Regions from separate parts of the Homo sapiens genome. Here region 1 is linked to region 2. A link is a contact called in ENCODE POLR2A ChIA-PET data. All regions are on one chromosome and are shown on one strand. Each heading gives the region's core, a stretch centred on a gene start or an enhancer-like site at or near the end of the contact. The rest is flanking DNA. Distances are from core to core; before and after follow the strand shown.

Region 1 (2,700 bases), core at 14-2,513, 670 kb after region 2:
AGTGTGTGCTCCCCCAGCCCAACTGCATAGCCAAATTGACAATAAAGTATGGCCGTGTCCCAGCTGTCATTGTTGTAAACTGTCCTGAAACGACCCTCACTCCTGGATACCTGATCTAGGGGGTTGTTAGGAGCTGCCACCCTAGAAACCTGCCCAGTCTCTGGTCCAAGTCGCACACATCAAGCTGAAGCTTCTTGATCCCTCAGGTCTCTTCCTCGCTTTGTCCACGCTTCTTTCCTTCTAGACTGTCTGGACACATTCTCAGTCACCTTTTCCGTACTATTTGCCTATTAATCCCACCCCTCCGCTCAGGTCACGCAGGTTCCCCTGCCCAGCTTCTGTCCCGAGCAGTAAACATACGGTCCGCAAGGGTTTGCTTTTTTGACCTGGGCGAAGTGTGTTGCCAACACGCACTTGGACCAGACTCGAGACAGCGGCCACTCGGCCAGGTCCCCCGGGGTCCAAACCGATACGAAATGGTGCCCTCTGCCCGTCGCCCCCTTGGGCTCCTTTTCAAGGGCAGCTATCACGCCGCCTCTGGTCCCTGAACTTTCATCACTCTTCGGGAAGCGCTTTGTCTTTTTAAAGGAGATTGGGGACGAATATTAATGACTGTAGCCGAGAATCTATCAAATCCGCCCAATTCCATGCCAGGGATAGACTCAGGTCCTTGCACCGAAGGCGAGCCCCTGACACTAGCTCGCGTTCTTCACACACGGTCACCCCGCAGACCCAGAGATTTCTCCCACTTCCCCAAATCTGCAGGAGAAACCATAGGAGGGGGTCACGAGGCACCATCCTGGAGCCCAGCTTCTCCTCTGCCCCAGTCCTCCGCATACAACCTGCTTCAAAAGCCCAGGAGAAAAGCAGTCACCTTGACTCTAGCGCCTCGGTCCTTAGGGGTTTGGAAAACGCCAGGAAGCCCAAGGCTACCCGGCACGCGCTCGCCTGGCCTGAGACCCACCCTGGAAGACGAGTTTCCCTCCCGCGGGCATCGTGGCAAGTTACCACTTAGTGGCAGATAAAGCAGGGCGGGGCAGGTGGAGCGGGCGCCGAGCGCCTAGCCCGCAGCCCCTGCGCGCCTACCTGGAATGGCTAAATTGGTGAGGGGGATGCTGTGCATGCTCTCCGGCAGAGTTGCCATCCAGTCGGCTAATTTCAGCTCGTTTTTCCCCTGAGACGAGGCCATCGTGCCAGTCGGCGTGCAGCGCGCTGGTCCCAGCACTCCTCGGGCAGGCTGGCAGGCTGCTGCCGCTAATCCAATGTTTGCTCTAGCCCCGCTAGAGTTTACACTCCTCTCTGCGCCACACCCACAGGATGGCGCAGACACATGCTAATTTTAATAATTATTCAAAACACCCCGTGCTCCCTTAGTGCCTCCGCCAGACTCCGCTGGAGCTTTTGTTCCTGACGTCCGTGCTCAGCTCTCTCCGCTCTCCCCTCCCTCCCCAACCCCCTCCTCCCGTCTTATCCTTCCTAGGCGTCTCTGCCTTTCCTCGCCATTCTGCAGCTTTCCCTGGTTTCTTATTTTTCTTTTCTATTCATTTTTTTCCAACTGCTTTGCCCATGGCTTGCTCGATCCTTTGCTGTGACTTTCTCGTCCTGTTTGTATGAAAGACAGTCTTGCACTTGAACCTAAAATCCTAGCAGACTTTGGGATGTTATTGCCTCCTGAGGAACAGACTTCTCATGCTGGGTTTCAGGGCTTTCCGTCCTTATCAAAGAGCTTTCCTTTTTGTAATCTACAACAGGTTATACCTTTCCTCAGCCAGAGACCACAACCCTGTTTATTAAAAAATGATTATCTTTATTCACTCTTTTGCCTACTTTGTGAAATAGCTGGTAAGTATGAGTCAGTGAAGGGCATGGTAAATTCTAGGTGGTTCCTACTTAATCCTGGGTACCTTGCTCCAGACATTTCAAAGTCAAGAAATGCTACTCCCCCTTCTTTTCTCAGATCATGAGAAGTCTACATTATTTCCATGGAGAACACTGCCTCTGTCCTGTCAGTTTCATGGCACTCAGGGTAAGACTGGAGCCTTATGCTGGAAGAAAATCGCCACATCTCCCAGTGACATGCTCTAATTATTGCCAGTAGCATTTGGTGGAATGTATTTGGCACCATTCAAAGTGATCTATGTGACTGTCTGCATTTTCATTCCTTTGCAGACTGGAAAGATGTGCCTCTCTCAAGAGAAATCACTCACTGGGCCTCCAAAGAACTGTCTGGGTCCACCTGCTCTCAGATGAGTAAAAGGAGAGAGATGAAGTTTTACAAATGTAATGAGAGCAGCAGTGGCCTGAATAGGAATTATAAGAGATGAACTGAAAGTGTGCTGGGCTTTTGCAACCCAGGAAATGGAAATGCAATAAACAGACCTCTGTTCTTTCATGCCAGGGTTGTGTAAATTTTTATTTTTCTATGGGAAATGCTATTAGATTGCGGAAATGACAATCAACATAGGAGACAAAGAGAGCCATGAAACATGAGAATAATTATTCAAGGTTAGTAAATCCATTTAATCCCAAATAGCATTAAAAAATAAGAAAAAACCTAGAGCCTACCTTATTTTCTACAATGATGCTAAGTCCTAAGAATATTCACCCCCAAATGGGGAGCACTATGGGAAAGATAGAGGAGAGGCAACGCCTTATTTTGGTTATCAAATTTTCCATGCCCCTTGTAAAATAAATTCATAC
Region 2 (2,856 bases), core at 80-2,579:
CCCTGATAGGCCCAACTCCTACATTGTAGGACATCCATGATCTCCTCCCCAATCCCATCCCATCCCCAAGCTCCCCATATGCGAGGTAACCATCATTCTGAATTTCATATTTATCATTCTTTGCTTTTTGTTTTGTATAATTTTAATGACTTCATGTATACTCTTAAATGTAAGGGTGTGTTTATTTTCAACTTTTAAAAAGGTTGTCATACTGTATATAATCTTTTGGGATTTACAGTTTTTCCTTACTATTGTTATGATTTCTCTATATTGTGGGTCACTGAAGTTCATTCTTTTTGAATGCCATGTAATATTATGTTATAAGAAATATCACAGTTTATTCATCCAGTATCCTGTTGCTAGTTATGCAGATCGCTTTCAGGTTCTTGTGAACTATGAAGGAGTAAATAAAGACCAACCAGGTAATTTTCTTAAAATAAATAATAATAAAAAACCAAAAATGTAAAATATTAAATAGTAATGTTTAAAGTGGAAGTATAAATCTCCCTGTAGTCATATTCTCAGAGATAACCAGTGTTAAAATTTGGGATATCTCTTGTCTTCTTTAAAATATAATGCATATCTGCATATACATATTATATACATATACTATATACACATTAAGTTTTTTAAAACAAAAATGAGATCTATAACTTGCTGTTTCCATAGCAATATATCATGGATATCATTACTTGTCAATATGTAGAGATGTACTTTATCCTTTTTAACAGTTCTTTGGTGTTTCACTGTCGACATGTCAATATTTATTCCCTAAACCCCAACTTTGGTTATTTTCAATTTTGTACTGTTGTAAACAATGTTGTAATGCAGATTCTTGTACATACATCTTCGGGCATTTGCTCAATTATTTCCTTAAGATAATTTCCTAGAACTGGAATTGCTGGGTTGAAGGATATGAAGTTTTATTTTTGTCTGTCTTCAACTTTATTTATTTATTGCTGTATATTGCCATATTGCCCACCAAATATCAATTAATAATTTACATTCTTGGCATCATAGTATAGTTCTCTGAGCAGGGAATACCTAGTCCAACCTGAAGTTCAAGAGCGACTTCTTGGAGGAGGTGACCCTGGGTCTGAGTCATGGTGAGAATTTATCAAGACTTCAAAAGAGCAGATAAATAATCCACAAGGACCCCGGATCAGAGAGTGCTCCGAGCTGGGTTGCCCCACTGTGCTTGTATCTGCACTCTCCAACACTAGGCATCATTGACATGTTAAAGCTTAGCCAAATAGAATTGTTCTTTGTCATTCTTTTTTTAACTTTTACTTATTCATTAGGATGATTTCATAATATATTTCCTGGTTTAGAGGAAACAGGAACAATGGCTACCGAGAGTACTCCCTCAGAGATCATAGAAAGAGAAAGAAAAAAGTTGCTTGAAATCCTTCAACATGATCCTGATTCTATCTTAGACACGTTAACTTCTCGGAGGCTGATTTCTGAGGAAGAGTATGAGACTCTGGAGAATGTTACAGATCTCCTGAAGAAAAGTCGGAAGCTGTTAATTTTGGTACAGAAAAAGGGAGAGGCGACCTGTCAGCATTTTCTCAAGTGTTTATTTAGTACTTTTCCACAGTCAGCTGCCATTTGCGGCTTAAGGCATGGTAAGTTGACTTTGTATACTTTTTGGGGTGAGAGGAAGGGGGCAGACTTTCTGAAAAAGAAAACAAAATGAAAGAAAATTGTTGCCTTTTATTTTTGTTAGTCTTTTTCTGGAGATAATTTTCATTGAAATATGAAATAGGGAAAAACTGGAATTTAAAAAGTTTCTGAAATTTAACATCTTATTGGTCTACTGAATCGATAATTTGTTTTTCAGACTGTACTCAAAACTTGAAGTTGTTTTAGTGCTAACAAACTGCTCATTATTCTGGCAGTAACATGCTAAAATCTCACAGTTGGAAGGAAAATACTTTAATAATAACACAATCCAGGGTTTGTTTTTCAAGTAGATGAATTCGTGGATATTTACAGTGCCAAGACCACAAGCTGTATCTTTCACTTAGTATAGCCGTTTTGAAAATACAAGGAAAATAATTTTTAACACATAGATGGCAAATCAGTAGTTTCATTTTTTTGGTGATAAGAATGCCAGCAGCAGCTGTTTTCTGGAGCAATTCCAGTGCTAATTCTTAAATGGTTCAAAGATAACTAGTAGTCCATGAAAAAGCAATTCTTCCAGTTATTTAGCAATTCTGTAAATTACTACTAGGACTAGGTCTAGCTCTTTTTCTAGGAATCTAAAAAAAAATTCAAAATTATTTTAAGGGATGTTAGAGAGGTAGAGGCTCAGATAAAAAGGTGAATGTTAGTGATACCTAATTTAGGACAAGATTTATATGCTTAGAAATTTTTCTTTTATTATTTCTAAAGCACACTATTCCAAATAGAGCCATTTGCTTACTGATTAGAAATTATTTGTGATCAGATTTCATTAGCAATGACCCCAAGAGACGTGAGTCTGTTGTGAGTCACAGTAAGTCCACAAGTAAACACTGTTCATATGATTCAAATTTTTCGTTTTATTCACTTACCCTGTAAGGTTGCTAGGAAGGACTCAAACTTTAAGCAAGACAGTGGTGTGATCTGATTTTTTTTTTTAGTGGAAAAAAGAAAGTTCTGAAAGTTGACATGTTGACATGCAAGTTATATAGGAGGTGTTAGGTATTCCTGTCCTCCAGTGAAATAAGAGGTGGCTGGGCGCTGTGGCTCACACCTGTAATCCCAGCACTTTGGGAGGCCGGGGCAGATGGATCACCTGAGGTCAGGAGTTTGAGACCAGCCTGACCAACATAGTGAAACACTGTCTCTACTAAAAATACAAAAATTAGC

What was found. ChIA-PET counts read pairs that join two places held with the same protein, here RNA polymerase II (POLR2A).
Region 1: POLR2A ChIA-PET joins it to region 2 with 12 read pairs in PC-9. The contact joins the promoter of PLCXD3 here to the promoter of CARD6 in region 2. POLR2A ChIA-PET finds 5 or more read pairs at or near these places in 2 of 52 experiments (PC-9 and WTC11).

Annotation. Positions count from the first base shown.
Region 1 is chr5:41,509,338-41,512,037 of GRCh38, forward strand. It overlaps PLCXD3 (phosphatidylinositol specific phospholipase C X domain containing 3), which reads right to left and starts at 1,264. Exons shown (of 3, transcript NM_001005473.3): 1 at 1,087-1,264. The coding sequence starts at 1,189. RefSeq lists an enhancer at 790-1,618.
Region 2 is chr5:40,840,038-40,842,893 of GRCh38, forward strand. It overlaps CARD6 (caspase recruitment domain family member 6), which reads left to right and starts at 1,330. Exons shown (of 3, transcript NM_032587.4): 1 at 1,330-1,628. The coding sequence starts at 1,346.